Linked DNA regions of Homo sapiens: regions 2, 3 and 4 are each linked to region 1. A link is a contact called in ENCODE Hi-C or POLR2A ChIA-PET data. All regions are on one chromosome and are shown on one strand. The core of a region is the stretch at or near the end of the contact, and the rest is flanking DNA. Distances in the headings are between cores, read along the strand shown. Region 1 holds the start of CEBPG (CCAAT enhancer binding protein gamma). Region 2 holds the start of URI1 (URI1 prefoldin like chaperone). Region 3 holds the start of CCNE1 (cyclin E1). Region 4 has its middle 33 kb from the start of CCNE1.

What was found. Hi-C counts contacts between places; a loop is a spot of excess contacts on that map. ChIA-PET counts read pairs that join two places held with the same protein, here RNA polymerase II (POLR2A). Pooled maps may share reads with other maps.
Region 2: a map of naive thymus-derived CD4-positive, alpha-beta T cell shows a loop between it and region 1 (14-fold over the local background). The contact joins the promoter of URI1 here to the promoter of CEBPG in region 1. A Hi-C loop is called at or near these places in 1 of 168 maps with a recorded cell type or tissue (naive thymus-derived CD4-positive, alpha-beta T cell), 1 of 37 single-sample maps with no recorded cell type and 8 of 50 pooled maps. POLR2A ChIA-PET finds 5 or more read pairs at or near these places in 1 of 52 experiments (Caco-2).
Region 3: a loop to region 1 is called in a pooled map, with 21 times the contacts of the local background. The contact joins the promoter of CCNE1 here to the promoter of CEBPG in region 1. A Hi-C loop is called at or near these places in 9 of 50 pooled maps. POLR2A ChIA-PET finds 5 or more read pairs at or near these places in 2 of 52 experiments (OCI-LY7 and T-cell).
Region 4: a loop to region 1 is called in a map of ascending aorta, with 5 times the contacts of the local background. The contact joins the enhancer-like site here to the promoter of CEBPG in region 1. A Hi-C loop is called at or near these places in 2 of 168 maps with a recorded cell type or tissue (ascending aorta and naive thymus-derived CD4-positive, alpha-beta T cell), 1 of 37 single-sample maps with no recorded cell type and 11 of 50 pooled maps.

Annotation. Positions count from the first base shown.
Region 1 is chr19:33,372,446-33,375,145 of GRCh38, forward strand. CEBPG (CCAAT enhancer binding protein gamma) reads left to right here and starts at 1,264. Exons shown (of 2, transcript NM_001806.4): 1 at 1,264-1,450. RefSeq lists a silencer at 1,051-1,860.
Region 2 is chr19:29,940,829-29,943,653 of GRCh38, forward strand. URI1 (URI1 prefoldin like chaperone) reads left to right here and starts at 1,411. Exons shown (of 11, transcript NM_003796.3): 1 at 1,411-1,836. The coding sequence starts at 1,720. RefSeq lists an enhancer at 1,157-1,246 and a silencer at 1,267-1,936.
Region 3 is chr19:29,810,584-29,813,356 of GRCh38, forward strand. CCNE1 (cyclin E1) reads left to right here and starts at 1,408. Exons shown (of 12, transcript NM_001238.4): 1 at 1,408-1,569; 2 at 1,949-1,995; 3 at 2,106-2,193; 4 at 2,386-2,454. The coding sequence starts at 1,973. RefSeq lists a silencer at 862-1,491.
Region 4 is chr19:29,843,336-29,846,270 of GRCh38, forward strand. No RefSeq gene overlaps it. Among named protein-coding and RNA genes, the nearest start is that of CCNE1, 33 kb to the left of the region's middle. RefSeq lists silencers at 875-1,034, 1,065-1,834. Within about 2 kb of position 1,661, at least 32 of the 41 ENCODE cell types and tissues checked have a DNase peak (open chromatin) inside an H3K27ac peak, as active enhancers do; they include ascending aorta, where a contact is called at or near this core.

The DNA.
Region 1 (2,700 bases), core at 14-2,513:
AGCCGGTTCCATGGGCGCTGAAGAAACATTTCCTCTTTCAAAGCCTCAATTGTTTGAACGATACGCGTTGCTAAAGAGGAAGCAATTAAACCTATCAGGCGAGTTCTGCCCTCCGCCCAGCGAGCTGCTGCTTCCTGGTGTTAAAACGCTTTCGGGGCCAGGCGCGGTGGCTCACGCCTGTAATCCCAGCACTTTGGGAGGCCGAGGCGGGCGGATCACGAGGTCAGAAGATCGAGACCATCCCGGCTAAAACGGTGAAACCCCGTCTCTACTAAAAAAATACAAAAAATTAGCCGGGCGTAGTGGCGGGCGCCTGTAGTCCCAGCTACTTGGGAGGCTGAGGCAGGAGAATGGCGTGAACCCGGGAGGCGGAGCTTGCAGTGAGCCGAGATTGCGCCACTGCACTCCAGCCTGGGCGACAGAGCGAGACTCCGTCTCAAAAAAAAAAAAAAAAAAAACGCTTTCGGGTTCTCCTGGCGAGTTTTAAGTCACACTGGATCGCTGCTTATTTTCAGAGATCACCTCGCACCCATGCACCTGGAAGGCACCCAAAGAGAATCATTTTAAGAAATTCACTTCATCTCACCCTAACAACAAAGCACAGCCTGCAGCACATGGATTTCACCCATGTGACATCAATGCTAATCCTATGTGTGAAACATCTGGGTTCATTCGATTTTTTAAAAATTAGTAACTGAGATGGGGTCTCGCTATGTTGTCCAGGCTGGTTCTCCAACGCCTGGGCTCAAGCCATTCTCCCGCCTCGGCCTCCCTCGGCGCTGAGATTATAGGCGGGAGCCACCGCGTCAGCCTCCACTCTTTTTGCGGCGACAAAGCCCGCCCGCCTGCGGGGCGTTCCGTTCGCAGAAACTCTGTGAGGGACGCCGCGGGGGCTTCCAAGGGACGCGGCGAAACCAAAACAGTCGCCGGTGGTTCACAAAACCACCTCAGAAAATGCTTCCAAAGGCACGTCTGGCCTCCACAAGGTGACGGCTTTTCAGCCTCCGACTCGAACTTGAGTCGTCCACAGCACTAGGCCGCCGCCAGCCCGGGCGAGCTGCCTAGGGACCGCGGACGCCGCAGCAAGCAGCTCCCTGCTCCCGCCACACCCGCCGAGCCAGCCGCGCGGAACCCACTCCCCCACCGTGGGCCCGCCTCCCGCCGCCAGCCTGCCCACGATTGGTCGACTGGGCTGCCCGTCGCGAGAGAAGGCGGTGCCTCCGGCAGGCCGGCGCTCCCATTGGCCGGGATGGCGGCGGCGGCGCGCGCGGCCCCGGCGAGCAGGGGAAGCCGGTGGCCGCGGCTGCGGAACGGGCGGAGGCTGCCGGTTTCGTAACCGTCGCTCCTCCTCGCTGACTCGCGGGCTGTGAGGCCTGGGTCGGCTCGGGCCGCACCGCGCGGGGCCGCTCGGAGTGGAGGCCGCCTGGGGGCAGGCGGGCTAGAGGAGCAGGTAAGGAGGCTGCGGCGGGCGCCCTGAGAACGGGGAGGAGGAGGCCGCGGCGACGCCGGCCGCTCGACTGGGTGCGGGCCCGGCTCGGGGAAACCCAGCCCCGGCCCCAGACGGCCCGCTGGCCCGGGAAGGCCACGCGAGGCTGGAGGCGCGGGCGGCGGCGCCGCGCGGCGTCTGATGCAACCTGCCGGCAACACCCGGCGGGGACGCTGAGCTCATTCCTGGCCGCGGCCCAGCGCTGCGGCGCCGCCCGTCGACCCCCGCGCTGCCCGGGGCGCCCCTCGCGGCGGGCCGGGAGCGCGCGAACGGCCGGGGAATGCCCCCTGCGGAGCCCGGCCCCCTCTCGGTGAAACGGGCGCTGTGACCCGCCAGGCTCGCATTGGCCCCTGGGGATGAAGGGTGTTCCCAGAATAGCAGAAGGTGGACCGAGTCGAGCTTTAGAATCCTGATCTTCTAGAAGGGCTCAGCTTGCGGTGATCGAAAATCTGTTCAGAAGTTCAAAGACTGATCAATAAAATAGGGAAAGCAACTGGTTTTTAAATGCATGACTTTGCAGAGATAATATTTTGCTTCTTTGTGGAGCTGTTGGAATGTCCTGCACTTTACTGTTGAACGTAGTTTAGAAGAACACGCAACACCTACGGGTCGAATAGAGAAGAAATGAAGCACTTCGCAGGCATAGTTGGAGGGAGCGGAGCAGGGCCGACAGCCAGCGGAGGTGACCAGATGCGAAGGATGGAAATGCATGTGTCGCGGGGGGAGGAGAGTGTTTTCCAGGGCAGCTGGTGTGTTGCTTCTCTTCCGCAGGTTTACGTGTTGGGTTTTCCTCTTGTTTGAAGTTTATACTGTAATCTGGCATCCTGAAATGTATAAGATTTAGAAAGGTCTCAATGTTGATGGGTGACACCAAAATTGGTAGTTGTGTCAGAATTGACTGCTTATATGAATAGGTTGTCACTTAAGGCAGACTTCTCCCAAAGAAATGTGACTCCCAGAGAAAATTTTAAAAGAAAATCCTATAAGGGCTTGCTTTACGAAGACATTCTACACCTAGAAGCTCTTGATATTTAAGATGTGGTCATCTGTTAGCCCTTGAGTAGTATTTGGGATAAGCTGTTCATAAGGTCGATTCTGCTTCTGGAAAAAGTTGCTGTAAACAAGGCTAAATAATTACAGGGTACAAGGGAGCTGAAGCATATTTCAGCTTCTTGATTCCTGCTTTTGGTGGGCACACTTGGCTGGTTCAGTTA
Region 2 (2,825 bases), core at 161-2,660, 3.4 Mb before region 1:
GGGCAGCAGCCGATCTCCATTACAAGGGACAAGAGTAGGGGCAGCAAGGCCAGATCAATGGTTGCTGAGGTGGCTGGGGATGGAGAGAGGATGGTGGTGGTAGAAGAGATGGTAACAATGGTCAGGTCCTGGCTGTTCCAGAGGTGATGATGGTTGGATATGCAGTGAGGAAAAGACAGGAATGAACATTTATCTTTTCCCAAGTTGTCCTTGCTTTCTTCCTTTGAAGCCATAAAAAGGAAAAAAAGGGTGGATCTGGACTTGGGAGCTGGGCAGGAGTGAGGGAAGAGAAGCAGAGCAAGCAGGCACACCAGGCTGTGACTCTGCAGGCATCTCTCTGCCTAGACTTGTCTGTATGATGTGGAACGAACACGACCCATCTTTACTGCTAGCGACTGCAGCAGATAAGGCAAGGCCACTTTCACGCAGTTAGGTTAATAGGAGGCTGTACAAAGGGCTGTAGGAGGAAGTGGGCACAGGAGTTCTAAAATAATTGGAACGGCCAGGTGTGGTAGCTCACACCTGTAATCCTAGCACTTCAGGGAATCCAAGACAGGAGGTTAGCTAAGACAGGAGGCTCGCTTAATGTCAAGACCAGCCTGGGCAACATAGGGAGACCCCGCCTCTACAAAAAATAGAAAAATTAACAGGATGTGTTGGTGCGGGCCAGTGGTCCCAGCTACTCCTGAGGCTGAGGTGGGAAGATCGCTTGAGTCTAGGAGTTTGAGGCTGCAGTGAGAAATGATGGCACTACTGCACTCCAGCCCGGGCGACAGACCAAGACTCAGTCTCTTAAAAAAAAAAAAAAAAAAAAGAAAAGTGGGGGCAAAGTTATCCTTGGAAAATTTCTTAGTCCATTCATAGCAGCATATTAAAATTAGTACAGTAGCTTAATTTATATAAGAGAAAATACAATGTGTACAGTAATTAATGAACATGCAAAATATAATTGTATATTTCAACTCACTAAAAAGGCACAGAAAGAGTTGAATTTGCTAAAATTAAATGTGCTTATGAAACAGCTCTAGTACATGAATTAAGCTCCTAGATACAGATGCAGCGCCAAACGACGGGGAGGGAGATGGGGCACTCAAGGCGACACGCGGCTCTTGTTGCCGAGCGTTTCCTGGGCGTGGAGCTTCTATAGAATGTAAGCTTTTTTTTTTTAAGGTTCCAAAGCCTATATTTAGTGCTTTCATATACGTAATCTCAAAAAAAAAAAAAGAAAGAAATATCGGCATAAAATGTAAGCTTCCAGAGGGATACAAACGCAGCCCAGCGCGGACACCGCCAGCCCCAGCCACGCGGTTCGCATCAAGCGCACTCCCCTGGGGGCGGGGCCTGCGCGAGCTGGGCGTGTCGGGGGCGGGGCCTGCGCGCTTGCTTCCGGCGTGCCGCGAGAGGCGGGGCGTGTGGGGAGGCGCGGCCGCCACGCGACGCCTGGCTGGGCCCGCACCGGAGAGGCGTCTCGGTACCTGGCAGGCGGCCTGCTACTCGGAGCCCGCTGCGGGGCGGCGGCGGCGGGGACATGCACGTGTGAGATGCGGCAGCGGGCGGCGCGGACGCGAACAGCAGCGGCGGCGGCGGGCGCGGCCTCCTGGGCGCGGGGCGCGCGGTGCCTGAGGGCGGGCGCGCGGGCGCTGGGCAACTGCCGGCCGCGCCGCCTGCGCAGGCGCTGGTTCAGGACTCACACGCCGCGCTGAGGCCCGCGGGCCCGTCATGGAGGCGCCCACCGTGGAGACGCCCCCCGACCCCTCGCCCCCTTCGGCCCCGGCCCCTGCCCTGGTTCCGTTGCGCGCCCCGGATGTGGCGCGGCTGCGCGAGGAGCAGGAAAAGGTAACTAGCAGCCCCGCGCCGCTTCCGCCTCCGCCCGCCGGGCTGCCCCTGCCTGTGCTCTGGGCCGCCGCCCCGCGTGGCCTAGGCCCAGCTGCCCGGGCCCCCGGAGGGAACGGGGATAAACTTTTGTCACGTGCTTCTGTTGTCTTTGTCTGCAGCCCTTTGACTTCGCAGCGGAGTGAGGGGTGTGCAGCCCGTTCGCCTGCCCAGGAAAGGGGGCTTCTGAGCTGAAGGCGTGCGGCAGCGCGTGGGAATTTGGGGGCGGGGGCAGCACGCTGTCAACGGAAGCGTTCGCCTTAATATTTGTAGCTTGTAATGACCTAAACATTGCTTAAAATGTGTACTGTTTGTTGCTCTTTGATTGCACGGAAAAGTTTTACCGCGTTTGTCATGATAATGCTTCCTGTGCAATATTTGGTTATTTAATATTTGTCACAATATAATGCCATTTAAACATTAAAAAAAAAAGAGAGTCTCACTATGTTGCCCAGGCTAATCTCGAACTTCTGGCCTCAAGCGATCCTCCCCCTCCTACCCTTCCCCACCTCGCCTCCCAAAGTGTTGGGATTATAGGCCTGAGTCACCGCACCCGGCTCATTTTTACAAATTTTAATTTCATCGTATAATAAATGAGTTTTAAACTACTGGTGAAAAGGGTACAAAGTTTTGTGTTTCCTAGTGGGACTTTATATAAAGAAGTATTCCCAATTTAAGAAATAGTTTTATTGTTAAATCTGATTTTTCTGTGGATTCTGTGGTCTTTCAGATTGATTCTGTCCCCTCAAGTGTCTTGAAATTGTTACTTTGAAAAGCAGTATTTAATTTGCTTAAAATATTTTATGTCATGTTTGGAAGAGCATGGATTATAAAGGGTTAGGAAGTTGCTTCAACACTATAAGCAGTTTAAAAGTTCTTAACTTTTTAATTGAACATTCCTGTATAAGAACGACTGTTTACATAGATACAAAAATATACTCAGTTCTACTAGA
Region 3 (2,773 bases), core at 158-2,657, 3.6 Mb before region 1:
TCAAATGTTCATTCAGAAACAATTTAAGTGTCTCCCTTGGTCCAGGCACTATGCCAAGAACTGACAGATACAGCAGTGAGCAAGATGGGCAAGGTGGGGAGAGAGACAAGAAACAGAGAGGCACCAAGACTGTGTAGGGGCTGGGCTCCCAGCACTTTGGGAGGCCAAGGCGGGAGGATCGCTTGAGCTCATGGGTTTGAGACCAGCCTGAGCAACATAGCAAGACCCTATCCCTACCTGCCACCCCCCACCCCCCGCCACAATAAAAAATACAAGTCTTGAGGGAGAAAGGACAGAGGAGCTGTGGAGAGGAGGCCTGAGGTCTGAGGGTGGGGGATCAGGGTCAGGTCCTGTGGAGCCTGTAGCCTAGGACACGGAGTGTGGATTTGACCCTTATGCGAAACAACTGGAAGGCTTTTTGTTTCTTTTTCTGTAGAAATGGGGGTCTCACTGTTACCCAGGCTGGTCTCGAACACCCCAAGGGATCAGCCGTCTCGGCCTCCCACAATGCTGGGATTAAAGGCGTGAGCCACCGCGCCCGGCCTCAACTGGAAGGCTTTAAGTGAGAGATGGGGTGCAAGGGAATCCCAGAGTCAGAAAGGTCTTCAGAGAGCCAGGAAGGGCTTGCGGGGGAGGGGCGCATATGGAAGGGGCGCATGGAAGGAACTCACAGATTCCTTGAATGAATGAATGAACGACCCAATGCACTGACGGATGAATGGACAGGCGGCCAGGAATAGCAGCCGGCCCCCAGGGAGCCCCAGACCCCGCGGCCTGAAGCCTTGGTTCTAGGCCAAGGCACAGGCGCGGTGACCTTGGGGATGTCCCCGCCCAGGACTCAGGGCCCGGAACTCGGCGTCTCGGGGGCGGGGAGGGCGTGCCTGGCGGGACAGCGCGCGCGGAGGAACGGCGGGCGGTGCTCCTCGGGTAGGCCCCCCACACATCCCCTTGGCTCAGCCCTGCCGGGGCCCGAACCCGCGCCGCCCGCCGTGTTTACATTCCACCCGCGCCAGCCACGCGGCTTTTTGCCGCTCCAGCGCCGCTCGGCCCCGCCCCCGGCGCCCGCGGCCCGCCCCTCGCCGCCGCGCGCCAGACTTCTCCCGCGTCCCGCCCGCCGCCCCGCCCCGCGTCCCGCGCCCCGCGCCCCGCGCCCGGCCCTCGGCGCGCAGGCCCTGTCACTTGGCCCCGCCCTGTCCGCCGGCCCCGCCCCTGATTCCCCGTCCCTGCGCCTCGCGGGCCGGCGCCGTGGAGGGGCGGGTCCGGGGGCGGGGCGAGGGACGGGGCGGGACGGGCTCTGGGTCCCGCGCGGCCGCTGAGGGGCTGGGAGCCGCGGCGGGGCGGTGCGAGGGCGGGCCGGGGCCGGTTCCGCGCGCAGGGATTTTAAATGTCCCGCTCTGAGCCGGGCGCAGGAGCAGCCGGCGCGGCCGCCAGCGCGGTGTAGGGGGCAGGCGCGGATCCCGCCACCGCCGCGCGCTCGGCCCGCCGACTCCCGGCGCCGCCGCCGCCACTGCCGTCGCCGCCGCCGCCTGCCGGGACTGGAGCGCGCCGTCCGCCGCGGACAAGACCCTGGTGAGTCTACTGCCGCGGGCTGCGGACAGGGACTCCTGGGGCCCAGACCGCGCCGGGGAGCTGGGTGGGGGCGGGGTGCGGCCGGGTCGCGGGTCCCCGGGCGGCGTCGCGGGGCGCCCGGGAGGGTGCTGAGAGCGCGGCGGGGTGGGGTGGAGGGGACACTGAGGCAGCCCGGGCCCCGGGAGGCGACGGGCCGGTGAGGGCGGCGGGGGCGGCGGGACCCCGGGTCGGGGGTCGGCGGGTGCCCGGGTCGCGGGTGACAGGCCACCCCGCCATCGGCCATCTTCCTGGCTCGCCCGGCCGCCCGCGCGCAAAGGGGGAAGGGGTACTGGGCCCGCGGCCTGACCCCGCCGCCGCCTCACCCCGCGCCGCCCCGCAGGCCTCAGGCCGGAGCAGCCCCATCATGCCGAGGGAGCGCAGGGAGCGGTGAGTGCCCGCGCCGCGGGGCCGGACGGGACGGGACGGGACGGGACGGGTGGCGTGGGGGAGGGGCGGCCGCGGGTGCTCACCCGGCCCGGTGCCACCCGGGTCCACAGGGATGCGAAGGAGCGGGACACCATGAAGGAGGACGGCGGCGCGGAGTTCTCGGCTCGCTCCAGGAAGAGGAAGGCAAACGTGACCGTTGTGAGTACAAAAGAGACAGGTTGGGGAGCATCCCCCCCATCTCACCTGGGTACCCGACTTGGCTCTGCCTACGGGGGCGGGGGTCCCTTGGGCAGGAACGGAGCTCATAACCTGATCAGCTTTCTCTTCTTCTCTCTGTTTTTGTCTTGTTTGGTGTGTTTCCTTGGGGTCATGGGGGTGGCTTCATGTTAGTTTTTGCAGGATCCAGATGAAGAAATGGCCAAAATCGACAGGACGGCGAGGGACCAGTGTGGGAGCCAGGTAGGTCCGCCCGGGGTTGGGCCTCTGTGGAGGTCCTTCTCCCCCTGGGTCACATGGGGTTTCATGCTGTCTTGTCTCTTGCTGGAGACACTCTGGTGAGAGTGAACTTCTCTAATGCAGCCACAGCCCATATGGCCCAGCACTGTACCTGTCAGTGGGCACTGGCCTCTGCCAGTCCTGGGATTCCAGGAAGCTTGGTGTTCCTGACTGGCACCGTCTGAGATTACAGATATGTGCCTAGCCTGGAAGAACCAGAATGGACATCACAGTATTCAGTCCTCCCCTTCTGCCCAGGAGGAAACTGAGACTCAGTTAGAGG
Region 4 (2,935 bases), core at 411-2,910, 3.5 Mb before region 1:
ATGCGGCGCCTCCTGGTCACGCGGCATGGGCAGAGGAGGAGGAGGAAAAGGGAGAGGAAGAGGAGGAGGGGAGAGGAGGGAGGCCGGCCTGGGTAGAAGTCAGCTCCAGCTCCTGGAAGGAGCCCACGCGTGCTCTAGACGCCTTCCCTGCACGGGGCTCTGCCCATCCCCCACCTCTGGGAGGAGACAGGGTGGCCCCGGAGGAGGGGGCGGCAGTCCGGTGAGCAGCGACTTGGGGCCCGAGGCCCCGGCCAGTTCCATTCTCACCACGCCCGGCGGAAGCTATCGCCACGATTTGGGGAGGGCCGCCTCTGAGCCTCCTCTGGAGGCGGCACCTCTGCTACTCCATTGCACAAACGGGGAAACCAGCCCCGCCGAGCGTACCAGGCCAGGCCGGCCCTGAGGGGCAGGGGCAGGACGCCAGGAGCTGACCCCCAGCGTCCCCGACTGCCAGTGCCCCTGTCATGCAGGCCGAGGCCAAAGCACGAAGGGGCCTCGCTGCAAAAGGTCGGACCTGCGTTGCACCGGTTTCCAGCCAAGTGCTTTGGGCAAGTTTCTTAACCGCCTTGGCCTCCACTTTCCCCTTCTGTGAAATAGGATGGTGCCCACCTGACAGGGTTATCATGTTCCCTTGGGCAGGGCCTGGCAGGCTGAGCCAACGTCAGTGTTTGCGTGGCTAGTTTGGTTTTATTTTTTACGTATTGTTTTGGAGACAAGGTCTCTGTCACCCAGGCTGCAGTGCAGTGGTGCGATCAGCGCTCACTGCAGCTTCGAACTCCCAAGCTCAAGCGATCCTCCCACCTCAGCCTCCCAAGTAGCTGGGATTACAGGTGGGCACCATCACACCCAGCAACATTTTTTATTATTTTTTGTACCAATGAGATCTCCTGTGTTGCTCAGGCTGGTCTGGAACCCCTGGCCAACAGCGATCCTCCTGCCTTGGCCTCCCACAGCGCTGGCCTATTAACGTTTTAACAGAATGAACTGAGGCTCAGCTGGGCCAACGCGGACCCCGGCCTGCGCCCACGCCTCACCGGCTCCCCAGGGCCTGGGACCGGCACAGCCCGGGCTCAAGGGCTGGGACTGCCGCCCCGCCCTAGAGCTCAGGCTGCGCTCCACGTGCGCCGTGTTTACCCACGTGATGCGCTGCCCCGCCCCGCCCCGCCCCGCGTCTCCCCGCCCCGCGTCTCCCGCGCCGCGCGTCTGCAGCCTGGCCAAGGCGGATGCTGGGGGTTGGGGGCCCGAGCGCGGCCTCACGTCGCCCGGACGCCCCCCGCCCCACCCGGGAGACTGGAGCGAGCCACGGCCTCCCTGGGCGGGCTTGGCCCAGCCACTCCGCTGTGTCCGCGCTGCCAGGGCGCGGGAGCACTTCCGGGCGCGCGCCGCGGGAGGGGCAGGGCCGAAGAGGTGGGGGCGGGGCCGAAGAGTTAGGGGCGGGGCCGGAGAGGTAGGGGCGGGGCCGGAGAGGTAGGGGCGGGGCCGGAGAGGTAGGGGCGGGGCCGCCCCTTGCGGGGGGGTTCTGAGCGGCCCGCACCGCAAAAGGCGGTGTCAGGGCGGTGAGGGGCGGGGCCTGGCAATGCACAGGGGCTCTTAGGGGCCCGCACTGCGGGAGGGGCAGGGCCAGGGCGGTTGGTGGACTGGGCCTGGCTGTACGTAGGTGCTCTGAGAAGCCCCCGGCGAGAGGGGCGGGGCCAGAGCAACAGTGGGCGGGGACAGGCTGTGCGTCGGAGCTCCGCGGGGCCTGCGGCGGGGTGGGTGGGGCCAGGGCGGCGGTGGGCGGGCCGTGCTGTGCGTAGGGGCGCTGAGAGGCCCGCAATGTGAGAGGGGCGGGGCCGGAACAGCGGTGGACGGGGTCTGTAGTTCAACTGTGCCGTGGCGTCTTCTTCGCGGCGAGATCTGAGTGCCTCGCAGCAGCCGAAGGCGGGTTTGCAGGTTGCGTTGCGCTGGCCCTGCCCTCGGCAGGCAGAACGGGATAGAGCGCGGACAGGCGCCGTCACTCCCAGATTCCTCTGCGTCCATGGCAGAGCCACTCCTCCTTGGTACTCCTTCCTTGACCCACCGGGGCCCCCTTCCTGCTGTCTCTGCCCCTCTAGCTGCTGCCTCCAGGGGCTTAGGTCTCGGCCCCTTTGGCTTCTGGGCTGCCCCTGGCAGATCTCGTCCATCCTAGGTTTTAACGCCTACCTGCATGCGGATGATCCTGATAGTTCTAACAGTAGCTAAACTGTTTTCCACGTGCTTTCTGAACATTGATGCTGTTTGGACCCCTGACAGCCACATTTTTACGCCCCCGCGCAGCCCGCTGCTCTGAGCTCCGTATTCCCCGCCGGCCGGGTGTTCCACGGCCCTTCTGAGTCAACGTGTGTGCAGTGAAGTCCTTCTTCCTTCTCGTTTCACCCTGGGTCTCCTCCTCAGGGAGTGGCATCACGGTCTGCTCAGTGGCAGGCAAGCCCCAGATAGCGCTTCCGTCTTGACTCCTCACTCTCCTCCCTCTGATCTGTCCCAGAATCCCATCAGTTCTTCCTCCACCCCACCCGACCCACAATTCTCTGCTACACTTGTCTCCACGGCCCTGGTCTGAAACACATGATGCTTCACCTGGACTCGTAGGCGACCGATCTTTCTGCCTCTTGGCTTACTACTCTTAAGTCTCGCCTTCACGGGCAGTCGCAGGGATCTTTCTCAAGATCTAATTTCTAATGATTGCATTTTTCTTCTTTAAGCAGTAGGCTGAAAGCCAAAGCTCTCCATCTTTTTACAACTCAAAAAAAAAAAAACAAGGGTGCCCTCTGTCTGGCCTTGCCACTGTTCAACCTGGTACTTGCAAGTCTTGTCCAGTGCAATGGGATGAGAAAAGTGAGTGATAGAAGGATCGGAAGCAAAATGAAAGCACTGTTATTGTCAAGTGATGATCATCGACATAGAAAACAAGAATCAA